Linked DNA regions of Mus musculus: all the other regions are linked to region 1. The links are chromatin loops, found by intact Hi-C in ENCODE. Cell type or tissue: gastrocnemius. All regions are shown on one strand. Links, peaks and the distances in the headings refer to the core of each region. The heading gives the core; the rest is flanking DNA.

Region 1 (5,481 bases), core at 354-5,353:
AAAAAAGGCCAGCCCCAGAGGTGAAGCCTGTGGTGTGAGCACAGGCAGTGGAGGTGGGGGAGTCCTAAGTCATCCTTGGTACACAGTTGAGTTTCAGGCTAGTATGAGTAACATGAGACCCTGTCTCCAAGGTAATAAAAGAAAACAAAATCAAACAAAAGAAAAAAGAATCCTAGATTAGCAAAACTCAGTAAGTAAGCTGCAGGTGTGCTGGGTGGCTTATGAAGTGAGCGGTCAAAGGCCGAAGGGGAGGAAGGGACGCTGGCTGAGGGAGAGTTGCTTTGGGAAGAGCCTGTGAACAGAAAAGGCACGGAGAGGGAAGCCCAGGGGTGCGTGGCTCAGAGGGAGACACTTGTCTGGGAGGCTCACCTCCAGCCCAGCCCAGAAAATACAAAAATCAAGTATTCACACCTTCTCCCAAATTACTGGGGCCAGAAGGGCTTCAGAGGCCTGGAGCTTTGAACTTCTTGTGTGGACGAGATGAGGCAGCACTGGAGTCTGGGAATCCGAGTTATGTTGACAGCACTGGGGAATCCCAGCTTAGCCAGAGCTATCAAAACCCACAGCCCTTCCTGTAAATCAATAATTGATGTCTTGGTGCGTGATACTGGGAATTGAACCTTGTGTGTGCAGGGATTCCATTGACCAATATCCCAGCCCATTCATAGCAAAAAGCACTCATTGTTTTTGTTTTTGTTTTTTTGGAGGGGCTGTTTGAGACAAAGTCTCACCCTGTAGCAAAGGCTGGCTATGAATTTGCAGCAGGATTCCTGCCCCAGGCTATCTAATGAAGCTGTAATGGTTTATTACAGCATCCAGAAAGTATGTCCTCTAAATTATGGAATAAATTAGCTTCTTAAAATCTTTAGAGAGATTATATCACCACAGAGTGTGAAAAGGTCCAGTGTGCAGTTAGGAGCACTTGTTGCTCTTCCAGAGCACTGACTTTAGTTCCCATCACCCACATAGGTGGCTCACAACTGCTGGAATTCCAGCTTCAAGGGATCTGATGGACTGCTGAGGCATTTGCACAGATGTGGTATACACACACACACACACACACACACACACACACACACACACACACAGAGAGAGAGAGAGAGAGAAATAAATTGAAGAAAATGATTAAGCAGGTTCCTAGGGAAGTAAGGGGTTGTGTCAAGACCAGCCTGGCTGCAGAATGAGACCCCTTGAGCTAACAGAACCCCTAGATCACAAAACTACATCCCTCCTTTTCTTACTCATACCACACAAGCCCAATCAAAGGTTCTCTAGAGCTGAAACCATGGAGAAAAGAGACCATCAGGCCACCCTAGCACCCAGGTCCTCCCAGGTCCTTCAGCACCACTCAGCACGGCACTATGCTAGGGAAAATCCAGCCACTGAGACCACGACAAAGTTTCATAGCACATGGGGGAGAAAAACATTAAAAATTTTAATTTTAAATGTTTTTCTCAAGCCGGGCACGGTGGCGCATGCCTTTAATCCCAGCACTTGGGAGGCAGAGGCAGGCAGATTTCTGAGTTCAAGGCCAGCCTGGTCTACAAAAGTGAGTTCCAGGACAGCCAGGGCTACACAGAGAAACCCTGTCTCGAAAAAACAACAGCAACAAAAAAATGTTTTTCTCAAAAGTTTAGCACTCCCTGCTTGGTCACTCAGAATCTAAGGTGAGGCACACCTGGTTTAGCCTGTAGTTACAGTAGTTACAGCTACTGTGGCTCTTAAGATTTATTTATTTTTATTTATTATTATTATTATTTTTTTTTTGAGACAGGATTTCTCTGTATAGCCCTGGCTGTCCTGGAACTCACTCTGTAGACCAGGCTGGCCTCGAACTCAGAAATGCGCCTGCCTCTGCCTCCCGAGTGCTGGGATTAAAGGCGTGTGCCACCACCGCCTGGCTAATTTATTTATTTTTAAAGACTTATTTATTTTTATTTATATGAGTACATTGTCACTGTCTTGAGGGCATCAGATCCCATTACAAATGGTTGTGAGCCACTATGTGATTTCTGGGAATTGAACTTATGACCTCTAGAAGAGCAGTCAATACTCTTAACCGCTGAGCCATGTCTTCAGTCCTTCTTTAAAAAAAAAAAAAAAAAAAAAGATTACACACACACATACACACACACTCACACACTATAGCTGTCTTCAGACACACCGGAAGAGGGTATCAGATCCCATTATAGATGGTTGTGGATCACCATGTGGTTGCTGGAAATTGAACTCAGAACCTCTGGAAGAGCAGTCAGTGCTCTTAACCATTGAGCCATCTCTCAAACCCTCTCATTTTTTCTTTCTTTTTTTCTTTGGTTTTTGTTTGTTTGTTTGTTTTTTCGAGACAGGGTTTCTCTGTGTAGCCCTGGCTGTCCTGGAACTCAGGCTGTAGACTAGGCTGGCCTTGAACTCAGAAATCCGCCTGCCTCTGCCTCCCAAGTGCTGGGATTAAAGGCGTGGGCCACCACACCCGGCCCTCATTTTCTTTTGAGTCAGGGTCTTGTTTAGACCTCTAGGCTGACCTTGAACTCTAGGTGATCTTGCCTCAGCCTCTAGTATTTTGGGATTACAAGGTACGGACCATCAAGTCTGGTCCTTCCTTAGAACTTTAGTAACTTTTTACCAATCAGATCTGGACTGTGATATTTTTGTTTTTTGTTTTGTTTTTCTTTTTTTTGAGACAGGTCCGCATGTAGCCTTGGCTAATTTCAAACTCCGTATGTAGCAAAGGATGACCTTGAACTCCTGATCTTCGTGCCCTCACACCTCCAAGAGATAGAATTACAGATGTGGGCAACCAAGCCCGGCTTTGTATACCTGAATTGGTCGGGCGTGATCCGTCTCGGTTGGGTTCGGGCGCCCTCTGCTGCCTATTGTGACGCGGGCCACCAAGTTACCCAGGCGGTGGAGGTCGGGGCGGAGCTCTGGAGCCATGACTGAGCCGCAGGAGCAGCTGCTGCAGCTGCAGAAGGACAACCGAGATGGCCGCCTGCGGAAGCAGGAGCTAGAAGAGCTGGTGCGTGGGCTGGAAGCCGAGAGCGAGAGCCTCACCGGGCGCCTGGAGGAGCTGCGGGAGCGCGAGCGCAGGTGCGAGGGCACCGAGGCCCCGGCAGGCTTGTTGGCAGTCTCGCTCCAGGCAGTGGGACCCTAGTCTGGAACTCTCAGGCTGGTGGCGGCTCCTTCCCAAAATATCTTGCTCCCTGGTTTTATCCCAGACCAATTCTCCGCCCCCTCTCCCCCTCCCCCGTGTAGCCTGCAGCGGAGACGAAGTCAAGCATCACGAGCCATTCGAGGCGAGGCATGTGAGGCGGCACGGGAGCGTGCGGAGCGGGCTCGTGGGCTGCTGGAGGCGGCGGAGCAGCACCGGCAGGACCTGGTGCGGGCAAGAGCAAGAGGCGGCTCCCGGGGTGGCTAGGCTGGAGGAGGGGCCTAGACAGCCTGGACCCTGTTCGCAGGAGCAACACAATCGGAAGCTGCAGGAACAGTGGGAGGAACTGTCCAGTCAGGTACGTGCAGTGTCTCAGATCATGCCCTAGTCCCCAAGATCCTTGAGCCAGGCACTCACGAGTTCGGTCCCCAGCTTTTCTACTATGGAGGGGAGCAGCTAAGTCAACAGCGAGCGGAGCAGCAACTAGGGAACCAGCTTGTGGCGCTGCAGGTACTTGGGCGGGGCTGTGGGCGGAGTATGGCTGTGGGCAGGGTTATGTGCATTTGTGGGCAGAGTATCAGCCTTCAAGGCCGGGGACCGAGCCTCGAGGCCCAGTGGTGTGCGAGGACTTCAGGTTCTTGACATCACTTGAATCCTCCCGAAGAAACATCTGGAGCTGGCGGAGGCCAAATTCAGCATGCAGGCAGAGGACCTGCGGCAGGTGCGAATGGCGCTGGACTCTGGGGGGGGGGGGGAAGGCGTGTGGGGAGGGCCTGTCATTGCGATGCTCATACCAAGCCCCTGGCTTCTAGGGTGCGCAGCGGACAGAAGAGGCCTGGGCCAGCTTCCAGGAGCAGAGTGGAGTCCTGCAGGTGTGACCCCTCGTTTCTGACAGCGGTTCTCTTTCGAATGCCCTGCGGCCTCGACTCTTTCTTCCTTACTCTCTGACTCGCGATGTAGCGCATCCTCTGCCCTGAATCCCTATTGCCATCCTTCAGGAGCTGCAGGGGAAAGTGATGGAGGCAGCAGCTGCGCTGGAGGCTACGCGCGGTGGCTCGGAACCGTAAGAATTGGGACTTGGAGGGCGTCGGAAGGTGCTAGGCCCAGCCTGGTGGCTCATCTCCGCGCCTGTCCTGCAGGTGGAACTCAGAGCCTCGTCCGGTGCAGGACTGCGCGGGCTCACTCATGGAGGAGGTGGCCAGGGCTGACTGCGTGAGCGTGGGCTGGGAAGCGCGGGCTGAAGCTGGTACCTGCCCACTAGATTTGGCTAGAGCCTAGCGGCTGCCCAGGCAAAAAACTGGATACAGCCCTTTCTCTGCAGGAAAAGCGACTGTTCGGTGGTACAGGCGCGGGAAGCCTCAGGTGAGTGGCTAGTGGGGGTTGGGCGGTCCGGGTTCCGGGTCCCAGAGCCACCACCCACCTGTCCGTTGGTGGTTCTGCAGGCTGTGGGCGCTGAGCGCACTGCAGACGTTGCTGCTGCTCCCGCTGGGTTTCCTGGTGCTGCCGCTGATTTACGTGGTGCTGGCGAAGCCTGACGCCGTTGGCCCGGGGCTCCAGAGTCTCGGCTCTGACGCGGTCTTCCGCCGGCTGCGCTACACGCTGTCGCCTTTACTTGAGCTGCGTGCGCGCGGATTGCTGCCTGCCTAGAGTGCATCATGTCGGCTTTGGCCGCTTGTACCTCTGTCTCCTTTGTGTTTTCTGGGTGCCTGCTTATATGAAAAGGGTGGGGGTGAAGTTCGTCTGTTCCGATATCACCTGAGTGCAGGGGTGCCTGTCTGTGGCGGGGCTGCTTGTGTCCAGGCCGCAGCCTGACCCCTCTAGGGGGCTCTTCTGAACCTGAGCTTTGGGTAGGATGGGTGTGGGTGCTGGCCTGTCGGGTCCCCTCCGTAGTGGGTGGATTATTTTCCCTGGATGCGGATGCACAGTTACTCCAGATCTACTTCAACGTTGGGGTTCCCTCTTGGGCAGGTTCGAGTTCGCCATACCTCCCTCACAGCATCTGAACACACCGGGTAGTGTATGCTTGCCACCGTGGGCTTTGTGGGGAACATGCAGTAGATAAGGATTGCCCTGCTGAGTGGAAATTAATCTGGGTTGAATTTCCAATAAACTCTAGACTACTTGTTTATTTATAGGTGTGTGGGGTTTCATCCCAGCTTTGAACTCACTATACAGCTGAGTGACCTTGACCTACCTCCCTGCTCCTGAGTGGATTATAGGCATGAGCCACCAGGGATGGTTTATTCTGTTCTGGGGATTGAACTCAGCTCAGCACTTGTGAATGCTAAGCTATAACCACAGCATTTAAACAATTACAGCTTTTTCTGTTAAGT
Region 2 (5,481 bases), core at 205-5,204, 140 kb before region 1:
TCAACAGACCTTTAGTCAAAGATAAGTTTCAAAACTGCTGCAACCACCAGAAGAATGGGTTCCTGAGAGTAAGAGATGAGAGGACTGGAGAGTTTGAGCCCATCCCAGTTGGCAGGGGCCCTGCCTACGGCCAAGGCCCTTCAATAGAGAAATTGCCTAAGGTCAAGTCCTGGGAAATGAGGTCGGCGGCTCTGACGACACTGTATGGTAGACTGCAGAGTTAAACTGCACAGACAGGCATCCAGAAAAGGTTTGGGACAGTGAGATGGCTATGTGTACTGTGTGAAGCTGGCAAACTGAGAGTGATCTCTGGAACCAACATAAAGGTGGAAGATGAGAAGCGACTAGAGAGAGCTGCTCTGAGGTACAGGTGGCAACAAACACATCTCATGCACTCACACTTAGTAATAAAAATGAGTTTATTGAACAGGTTGGGGCCAGTTGTGGTGGTGTACACCTTTAATACCAGCACTCAGGAGACAGAGGCAGGTGGATCTCTCTGTGAGTTCCAGGCCTGCCAAGGATACATAGTGAGACAGTCTCAAAAAAAAAAAAAAAAAAAAATTTCAGCAGGTGCTTGAGACAGGTGAGATGGTAACTTGGACAGATATGGCTGGCACCTTCAGATCTTCCCCAGGGTTACAGCAAAAATAATCCCAGACCAACATTCTTTAATCATAAAGGCACTTGAGGGCCCCTACAAACAAAGTCTTACACAAGAGTGACCCCGAGATTGCCACTCAGCCACCCTCCCATCACTCATCTGGTTCTCAGAGTTCATCGTGACCCGTGGAGAGATCTGCTCCAGGCTTGATGAAGATTCCTTCCATTGCCTTCCACGTGTTGTGAGCATTGGCACTAGGCATGCCATGAACCTCATGCTGCCCACGGATGGGGTTACCATACTGTTCACCAGTGACCGACAGGAACACAGAGGTGCCCACGTGCTGGAAGCGGACACTGGCCTCTCGCTCCCAGTGTTGCCCAGAACATCGGACTGTCCACAGGTCCAGGTCATCACCCTCACCGTCTTCCCCAAAAGCACTCACCTCCTGAGAGTATAAGGTATAGGAACAGTCACACAGAGGGCACAAGCTCCCCTGAGCTGCATGTCTGGCCGTCATATTTGCACCTAGTATCCTGGGGCCTCTGCTCCTTTTCCTGACCTTCAGCATTCACAGCTATGAAAATGGAAGCCAAGAGTCCTGCCCTAGCTAGGCTCAGCGGCACACGCCTTTAAGCGTAGCACTCAGAAGGTATAGGCAGGCAGATCTCTGGGGGGTTTAAGGCCAGCCTGGTCTACATAGTGTGTTCTAGGACAGCCAGGGCTACATAGAGAAATCTGGTCTCAAAATAGACTCTCACCCCATTCTTCAGGTGCATAGAGCCTCTTGTATCAGACTGTGTAGTGCCAACTGGCCTTACCCCCAAATTCCCCTCCAACATTTTCCCCCTGAAACTCTCCAAAGCACTGTCAGATTCTCCCTGCGTCCCTCCCAGACCAGCTGCAATGAACACTGTACTTTAGTAGGAACTCTTTCGCAGAGGGGAAGGAGTAGGAAGAAGCTCCCACTTCTCTTTAAGACCCAGCCCTGAGTTTCTCCTTCCTGCAGTTTCCTATTATCTGCGCTGTGGGTCCACCTCTGTGTCCAAATACGAACTAATCTCTCACTTCTAACTCGGTGGAGAAAGTTACTGGGGACAGGACCCAGAGCAGGAGCTCCATAAACTTCTGAATAGAAACTCCCAATTCACAGTAGCTGACACTGAGTCCCCTCTTGGGCCCCTCCCCTACATCCCTCCCTCTGTCTTTGGGTCCCTGCCCCACGCAGCCTCTGTGGGTTTCGGAACGGGGCTTGCCTGGTTGTTGGATAGCGGCGACGGGAAGTGGTGCGTGTGCAGGTTCTTGCCGGTGAGCACGTGCGTGAGCCGCACTGCTTGCCCACAGCGCACTGGGAGTCCGCGCGGGCACCCACCCTCGGAGCCGCCGCGAATCCGCCAGTAACTATTGGCATCGTCGGACTCCTCCACGCCGGTTACCGACTGTTGGCCGCTGCCTGAAGAGTAACAGCCCACCCCACCCCGTGGATTCTTGTTAATCACAGACCTCCGGACCCTCGTCTTGAACACTAAAAAGTTTCCCTCACAGCCCCTACCACTCTAGGATCCAAAGAGCTCACCCCAGCCCAGGCCAGACCCTAAGTACCGGTGGACATCGCCCTCCCCCTTCCCGCGCATCCTCGATCCCTCAGGCTTGTCAGTCACGACCCACAAGCGAGTCTAGACTCGCAACCACCCAGCTCCCTGACAACCCACAGACCCCGCTAGGACCACCTAGTCTCTAAGCCCTCCGCCCCCTGGCGGTCCCAGTCACCACCCCTGCGCACCAGATCCGTATTTGATGTCGTGTGAGTGCAGCCGCACTTTGTGGTGGGTGTTGAGCAGCTTCAGCACTGACCCGCAGGTCACTAGCCCGGCGCTGGCCTTGGACGCGCCCCCACTCCGCACTGAGAGCGCCAGCAGCAGCCCCAGCAGCGTTGGCCCCGCTACCCTGCCCCGGCTCGCGCCCCACATCCCGCCAGCCGGCCAGGTTCCAGCTGCTCTAGACCTCTGCGCTTCCGTCCTCAACAGCGGCCAATCCAGCTCTGACAGCGCCCTCCCACGGCAGCCAATCGTCTGCGCGCGCGCGTTCCTCCTGCACTGCTATTGGACCGTGTGCAGCGGCCCCACCCCCAGCTTCCAAGGAGGTAGCTGGAAAGGGGTTGGAGACACCAGGAGGATTTTAACTGGTCCACGCTTCCGAGGACCCGCCAATAAAGCAGTGGCTGCGGCGAGCGTCCCCGGAGAGGCCACGGAAAGCCGCACACCCGGGTTGGTTGCTTCTAGTCACTTGGCTCCCGGTTAGAGATCCTCGGGTGTAGTAGGTATAGGAACCCCTTTGACCCTGGACCCCCTAAACTTTAGTCTCGTGTCCCTCCACTCAGACCCCGGGATAAAGCTACAGGTTCTTATGTTAATTACGAGATTTTGTGGTCTCAAAGTGGGCAGATAACAAAGTTATTGAAATCTCCTGGCCCCAGGAGTTAATCAAACTGAATCACATCAGTTTCTGGACCCCATGGTTTTTTAATTCTCTTAGTCATGCAGCTACTTGAGTCATTTGGTGGCAGAATCCTAAGGTTGCTGGATGACAAAGCTGTGAGCCCTCTCTCTCTCTCTCTCTCACACACACACACACACACACACTCACACAGTGCTGGCGCGCGCGCTCACGTACACACATTCACTCTATCCATCCATCCATCTGTTGAGTATTCACAAAGGAACTGCCCCTCCAGGCTACATTACTAAGAAGCTGATGAAGCATGTACTTAGGGCACTAGCTAGATACGCAGTAAAGTTTATGTTTGCATTAAAGTTTATGTTTCCGTCTGCAGATGTAGCTCAGTTGAGTGAGTCCAGCAAGCGCAAAACCCTGGATTTGATCCTTAGCAAATCAACCCTCAAGTAGTGGAGGCAGGAAGTTCAAGAATAAGTCTGAGGTCATCCGCCTAGAGAGGATGACAGGCAGACAACATGTTTCTAAGTAAGCTGTGTCAGAATAGTTAGAATCAAAATAGAGTCATTTGTCAGGCCTTTAACCCTAACACACACATGAATATGAGGCTGAGAAGGAGGGGATCTCGTGCATGAATGTCTAACAAGAATAATTTACAAAAGGCTCAGCCAGAACTGCCTTTCACAAAGGACCACAGCCTCACACAAAATATCTCTGCTTACACTCCAGAGCCAAAATGGGGGAACCAAAAATTCTTTTAACTTTTATGGGGCCTCACCTCATGACATTTTATATTTGTTTCCGTCTCTCTCTCTCTCTCTCTCTCTCTCTCTCACAGAAACTTTTTAAAACAGTTTTTTTTTTTTTATGTATATGAGTTGTAGCTGTCTTCAGACACACTAGAAGAGGGCATTGGATCCCATTACAGATGGTTGTGAGCCACCATGTAGTTGCTGGGAACTGAACTCAGGAACTCTGGAAGACAGTGCTCTTAACCAGTGAGCCATCTCTCCAGCCCTTGAAGTGGAGACTTAAGGACTCTATGTGTCAGTTGCATTGGGTTGATGTTTTGTTGGAGCAAACATGTGAAGGAACGTTTTGCTGAAGTGGACATAGATGAAAAGCTAAGACAGACTCATGAAGGAACATTCAGATAAAAGGATGTTTTGCTTAAACAAACACATGAAAGGACATATGATAATGGATTCTCTGCTAATGACACACATATATTGGTCCATCTTACATTTCGTAGTTGAGCTCCATTTGTCAGGACTCCATAGAGAAAAGTGCACCAAAAAACTTCTGGTGGTGGTATGTCTCGCTTCTTGCCACTTCTACAGACTCTGCCAATTGACAGAGTGATGTCAGCTGAGACAGACTCACATGGAGTTTTGCTAAGACAGACTCATGTGCTGAGGCAAGACCCATGGAGGACACATAATGTTTACAGAGAGAATAAAAAGGACTCGATGGACAGTGATAGACTTGGCTTGCTAACGTAGGTAGCTAAATGCTTGTTGGTCTTGCCTCTTAGCTGATCTTCCCTCCCTGAAAGAAGCACAGCCAAGAGTTTTTCCTGGCACTCCTATTGGTCCTGGTCCCTTCTGCTGATTCATTTGAATTGGGCTGAGGTCTTGCTGTCCCTGCTAGGTTGTGTCACTGCACACTACCGAACTGGAGTGCTGGTATATTTGTAGCCATTTGTGATTGGATCCAGCTTCCACTATTGACCTGTGAACTAAACTGCTGATTTCTTGGCAACACACATGAGATTTGCTCCAAAGAACAATTTCTAAACAGGTTCACTTTCCCTATATCCTTTCTTTTCCAGTTCTGGTGGGTGGTAGGCTAGACAGGACTTTAAAGCATTTAAGAAACATCAATAAAAGTAAAGAGAAAAAATAGAGCTGGGCGTGGTGCCCAGCACTCGGGAGGCAGAGGCTGGCAGATTTCTGAATTCGAGGCCAGCCTGGTCTACAAAGTAAGTTCCAGGACAGCCAGAGCTATACAGAGAAACCCTGTCTTGAAAAAAAAAAAAGATAGAGAGAAAATTAAAATTACACTTTTTATTGCTTCTTTGTGAGTTTCACATCATGTACCCCAGTCCTGCTCATCTCCCTGTCCCCTCATATCCAAACTTTAATAAAATACCGCAAAATAAAAACCACACACACACAACATAGAAAACATCTCATCATGGAAGCTGTAGTATGTCACAGTCTGTCCCATAGCATACCCCTCTGTCCACACATCTTCACTTGCAAATGTTCATTGCAATGAGTCATTGGTCTGGTTGGAGATCTCCGGCTTCTGTGACATCATCAATATTGGATCCTCACCGGGCTTCCTCCTTGTTATCATTCTGTTGCTGCCTTGTGTTGTGAAACAGGAGAGCTGTCCTTGTCCCTCACGGGCTGCAGTAC
Region 3 (5,481 bases), core at 205-5,204, 360 kb before region 1:
GTAAAAGCTGGACAATGTCTGCATGTGCCTATAACCCTGATATTAGGGGATAGAGACAGGCAGATCCCAGGAGCTCAGTGGCCAGCCAGCTTGGCCCAAACGGCAAGCTTGTAGGTTAACTGAGTGACCCTGTCTCAAGGGAATCCAGTAGAGAGCCACAGAGCAATAGAGCAGGGCGTCTGATATCTTCCTCTGTTCTCAAATGTGTCCATGCGCACATGCACGCATACATACACACTTGCATATTTATACATGCACACGCACACATTTACACACATACACAGGAAGAGAAAGAGAGATACATAAAAGCCAGGCAGACTGATTCACAACTGTAATTCCATATGAATCAGGAATCAGTCAGGAGTTGATTCACAAGTTTGAGGCCAGCCTGAGCTACCACACACACACCGCCTTTTTCTTTTTTTTTTTTTTAATTAAAGAAATCAGCTATGAAAATTCAGCCAAATGCCCTTCCGAACAGGCACACAGACAAGAGCACATAGTCTAGCTTTGAGGATCTCCCACTAGACATGAAGACAGGCTCTGGGGTTGAGATGTATTCCAGAAGCATTTGAGGCCCCAAGAATAGTGACCCCGTCTGCCCAGAGACTTGGGGCATCAGTTTTAAGCAGGATTCCTAAGGTTCAGAGCCCTGTGGAGAGACACATGTCATCAGCTCACTGTCTTCACTGCTTATCTTAGCTACAGCAGACTTGCCTTTCTCCCAGACTCCTCTCTTGTTTGGTCTCTTGTCCCGTTTTTCAGTGCTACCTGCCCAAGGCCCCAGCAGGAGACTGACATTTCTTCTCTCCCAACAGCTGTCAGCATGAGGTAAAGTTCTTCCCACCCTTCTGTGCTCTTAGTTATCTTCCGTGACTCCAGAACAGTCCCTTCCCTCTGTGGGACCTTACCTTCCTATTCCCTACTTGACCTACTCTTCTGGAGCTGGGCCTCCCAGCCTTCACTCCATCTGTGGCTCTTTCTCCTGCCTCCCATGTTCTCACAGCTCTCCAGGTCTCCAGAGCTCCGCTGAGCCTGTGGAAACAGAACCTGGCTTCCTCTTAGGCTCAGTGGTGGGGCTACCGCTCCTCCTCAATCCAACTGCTCAGATCCAGTTTGAGTCTCTGTCCTTCCCTTGCCCCACTCTCACTCTTGATCAGCTCCCAACATTGTTCTGCTCTGTCCTTTTTTAACACCAAGGTTCCCTGCCCAGCTCTTAGGCCTGGCCTGGCCTCTCTAGACCGTTGTCACCAGCATTCACAATCCAGCCTATCCTCAAAGACATCTAAGAACTCAATCTGACACTGTCACATATCTCTTCAAAAACAAACCAGAGTCCCTTCTGCCCACTGCCTGGATACCCGTAGCCCCCTTCTCCACAAACCGAGCAGCTCAGAGACTATGGGTCTTCTGTCAGAAGACGTCACTGGGATGTTCACCATCCAAGAACCATTTCCTGGGGTTGTCATCCCAAAGCACACAGAGCAGACACCTTAATGATCACCATCATTCTCTCAGGACAGATGCCAAATGGAGGTGAAAGTGCCCTCAGGCTGAGCCCCCCTGGTGCTCTTCAGATAAGCATGTGCATTCCTCAGCTTGTAGGTTCACCCCTCCGTCCCTGTCCTGCACCTACATGGCTGCCCTCATGTATCTATGTCTGTGTTTACACCTTTCACAAGCCAGTCGTACTGAAGCAGGCATCCATCCTACTCCAGCCATAATCTCATCTTTCTTAGTGCTATCCACAGTAAACCAACTTACAAGAGCTCCCATCTGAGACAGTAACCTCAGCATATAAAATGGGGGATACAGTTCAGCACTTAACATGCCCTGCTCCCAGGGGTTACCAGCTTGAGCATCAGGGATCCAAGCTTCAAGGATACCTTTCCAACACATCCCAGCAAATGCCGTGCCCCTGGTGTTGTGTAAATATCCATTCCGGGTCCCTGAAGACAGAGATCACCTGCTTGTGATGACACCAAGAGGAAGGTATGAGCCATCATCTCCATCTTCAAGGTGGAGGATGCCAGGAGCTGCTCCAGCCCCGCCTCTCACATCTTCTTCCTAGGAACGCTCCCCCATCGTTTGCTGTGGCTGTGACCCACGAGGCAATTTCCCAGCTGCTGCAGACAGACCTTTCTGAATTTAAGAGGTTGCCTGAACAAGAGGAGGAGGAGGAAGAGGAGGAAGAAGAGAAAGCCCTCGTGACCTGTAAGTTCCACTCATATGGCTCTGGGATTGTTTAACAAGTGACAAACTCAGATTGACACTAAAGGTCAGTGCCAGCGTGCCATCAGGACAGCAGTGTTGGAGTTCAGCAAGAGCACGATGTGGCATAGAAAACCTGCAATGGACTGAGCAGCACGTGGGTCAAAGGCGGCCAGTGAGACGGTGGCCCACCTTTGTGCTGTCTTGATGGTGCTTCAGAGCACATAGAAATGAGTGGTGCCTGTCCTGCCTTACACACGAGAAGTGCAAGGTGTTGGTTCACAGCCACACAGCCAACCTCACCTGTACTCACTGTCCCCCTTGGCTAACACGAGGCCCTTAGCAGAGTGGCACATCCACCTCGGGGAGGGGGCAACTGTTGTCTAGGTCCCCTGCCTTGACTTACCTTAGTTGGGATCATTAGATGTCAGTGATCCCAATCATGAGGTGACGAAGATGGACATTTCGTGTCCACTGGCTACAGCCATCAGTGAGTTGAGCCCTACAGTGGTACACCAAACCAAAGGAACCCAGGAACAGAACGGGGAGCAAACGCCAAGAGGCCCCAAGACCACTTGACAGAGCGTTTGTTTATAAAATCCAGGCTCTTTTTCTGCATGACTCTCTTTCCTCCTATTTTGCTGCAGTACCAGAAGTATTAGGAGGGAAGTGGTGGCTGCAGGTATGCACACAGGATGTGGGCCGAGTTTCCAGGCAGTAGAGGGAGCCTCTCTTTGCCCAGCTTTAGGCCATGTGTAGAAGGACAAAGAACACTGTAGGAGAAAAAAGAAACCTACTTCAGCCTTAGCACTTGCGCCTACCAGCCACTCTCCTCACCCCCCATTTCTGGCCCCTTCCGCAGCTCCCTGCCAGCCTTCAAGCCAGCATGGCCTTGCCCCCTGCCTAGGAGACAACTATCCATAAAGACAGGCGGCCATTGTTCTCTATAAAGCCAGCAGACAATCCAGTCTGGCAGCAGCTGCCGCCAAGGCCCATCCTTACCCCTCCAGCTAGGAGACAGTATCACCTGCTGGTGGGAAGGAGAATTGCAGCCGGCAAACCAGGCCTTAAACCCAGGCGTCTGGAGAAGGGATGTGCCTTCCCCGCCTTCCCTGCCTGTCCCAGAGCTGCCATGCAAGCCTAGGCTTGTAGCCTTGCGCACTGTTGCAAGTCTGTTGTTGGCACGCTGTTCTTGCCAGCTGTCTCAGCACATTCTTTGAGGCTTATTGCCCCAGGCAGAAATGTGACTAAGGCACCTCCATGCCCACCTACCAGCACTTCCCTGTGATTGTTGTGAAGATAGACCTCCCGGGCAGTTCCTAAGGCTCAAGACTATAGCCCTTGGCCAGAAAATCAGGGTAGGACTCCAAGAGCCTGAGGCTGAGCATTACCGTAGGGCTTGCCATCTTCATTTTTAATTGCCCATTCTTCCTCTTGAGCAAAATTCAAGTCTAAACCTATTGCTGGAAATAGCAGTGTAACCAAAGGCTAAAAAGAGACAGCCCAGGCCTAGAGGCCCAGCCTTGCTCAACGTTCCCTCCATACCAGCAGTCTCCAGGAGCAAGGAGACCACAACAGCTCTCCAGGTAGTCATGGAGTCTACCTGTGTACAGAGGAGGAAATGAAAGACATGAGAAGTAATGTGGTTAGGGATGGGCTTAGACACAGGAAACTTGAGTTCTTCAGGGTCCCATTTAGAGCTGTGGTCCCTAGGCTGGGCCTAACAAAGTCAGTTCTCCAGCTCCTCAGCCTCCACTCCCACAGCTGCTGCTAATAGTCCCCAGCATGATGGCTGCAGCAGACTAGATGGCCTGCCCCCAAGCAGGCTTGTTAGACTTACCCTTCTCCCTGCTCATTGCTTTCCTCCCATGCCTCCCTCCAGCCTCTTCCACTCCTCCCGTTTCTTCCATGGCCATACTTCTGACTAAGCACACTTCTCCCAGTTCTCCTTGTTCCTCTGCTGTGGCCTTTGATACTTGAACCCTCTGGTTGGGGGTTGGGAAATTGGGGTGGGACTTTTGTTATTGATGTTCTAGTTTTTTCTACCTTTTACATGTACATGTACATTATTTTGAAATAATAAGTATGCATGCAGTGAATTATGAGAAATAACAGAGATATCCCGACTATATATACACGACCCCGTTTTCCTCCTAGGAACATCATAGAAAACTATAACAGTATGTCACACACAAGATCTGAATATGGTCAGACACAAGCCAGCTTCCTTATTGCAAGGATTCTACATGTAACCTTCCACAGGCCACTAACTCTCCTTCCCTGCTGTAGCCAGTCCTTAACTCCCAACGGTGACTAGTTTTCATCATTTCAAAAAGGCCTATCACTGGAATCGCACGGCCGACAGTTGGGGTTAGTGTCTTCCACTTGGTGTGATTCTCTGAAGATGGACCTGGCCACTTCACTCAGTTCTCCTGGACCCTTACCCAAGGCTCAGCTAGCTGCTGAGCCATTTATAGATTGGAAGCTGGACAGATCACAGATTTGGGATATTACAGATGTAGCTGGTATGATTCATGCACTGTTCTTATGGGAACAGCCCTCATTCTTCTAGGATTCATGCCCAAGAGTACAGTTTTTGGCTTAGAGGATAGTTGTATGTTTAGTTGTGAAAGTTATTTCTAGGAGCAGCTTAAGTCAGAACAGGCCAGAATTCACTTACTCCCCTGCCATTGGACCTGTCATATTTCTAATTAATGGACAATTACCAGACACTTTGGTCGCTGGCAGCAGACTTTCTTGCATACTTCATAGGTCGGTGTGCCGAGCTGAGTGTGCCTGGGAAGTGAGGTGCTTGACTAGTGGGCCCCGTGTAGGCTGCTGGGAGGAACATTTAAAACCTGGGGACATGGCAGGAAAGGAGTATATAGGAAAGTAGCTAAGCCTAAACTGCGTGGCTTTACTTTTTGGTTAACAACTCTCCATCATGCCCATCAGTACTAGATGCCAAAGGCCTGGCACGGAGCTTCTTCAACTGCCTTTGGAAAGTATGTAGCCAGTGGCAGAAGCAGGTGCCGTTGACTGCCCAGGCCCCTCAGTGGCAGTGGCTGGTCTCTATCCATGCCATCCGGAACACACGACGCAAGATGGAGGACCGACACGTGTCCCTTCCTGCTTTCAACCATCTCTTCGGCTTGTCTGTGAGTGTTGCACCTGCAGAGCCCAGGACAAGTGGTGTAGGGAGCTGGGGGGAGGGGTGGAGTGTCAAAGGTGGGGAGCCATGAGTGCTTTGAGAGCTGCCCACCAAAGCTA

The links. Hi-C counts contacts between places; a loop is a spot of excess contacts. Peaks named below come from ENCODE experiments on the same cell type or tissue, not always from the same donor. Only the 100,000 strongest peaks of a DNase experiment are listed, where the experiment ranks them.
Region 2: it touches region 1 in a loop (4-fold over the local background); 28 of 42 quality-filtered maps call a loop at or near these places.
Region 3: it touches region 1 in a loop (2.3-fold over the local background); 5 of 42 quality-filtered maps call a loop at or near these places.

Annotation. Positions count from the first base shown.
Region 1 is chr16:17,273,382-17,278,862 of GRCm38, forward strand. Tmem191c (transmembrane protein 191C) reads left to right here and starts at 2,919. Exons shown (of 10, transcript NM_177473.3): 1 at 2,919-3,087; 2 at 3,253-3,376; 3 at 3,456-3,506; 4 at 3,581-3,658; 5 at 3,813-3,869; 6 at 3,961-4,020; 7 at 4,147-4,211; 8 at 4,288-4,360; 9 at 4,470-4,510; 10 at 4,591-5,280. The coding sequence starts at 2,933. The coding sequence ends at 4,795. In gastrocnemius, for the core only: a CTCF peak has its summit at 2,866 (motif pointing left); DNase peaks (open chromatin) are centred at 2,888, 3,261, 3,976, 4,357 and 2 more places; H3K4me3 peaks cover 2,229 bases; H3K27ac peaks cover 614 bases.
Region 2 is chr16:17,129,737-17,135,217 of GRCm38, forward strand. It overlaps Sdf2l1 (stromal cell-derived factor 2-like 1), which reads right to left and starts at 2,647. Exons shown (of 3, transcript NM_022324.3): 1 at 2,388-2,647; 2 at 1,861-2,057; 3 at 402-1,052. The coding sequence starts at 2,574. The coding sequence ends at 771. In gastrocnemius, for the core only: a CTCF peak has its summit at 2,372 (motif pointing left); DNase peaks (open chromatin) are centred at 2,015 and 2,688; H3K4me3 peaks cover 1,850 bases; H3K27ac peaks cover 1,246 bases.
Region 3 is chr16:16,908,868-16,914,348 of GRCm38, forward strand. It overlaps Ppm1f (protein phosphatase 1F (PP2C domain containing)), which reads left to right. Exons shown (of 8, transcript NM_176833.4): 3 at 2,072-2,214; 4 at 5,167-5,369. Among named protein-coding and RNA genes, the nearest start is that of Ppm1f, 15 kb to the left of the region's middle. In gastrocnemius, for the core only: a CTCF peak has its summit at 3,244; a DNase peak (open chromatin) is centred at 3,242; H3K27ac peaks cover 3,518 bases.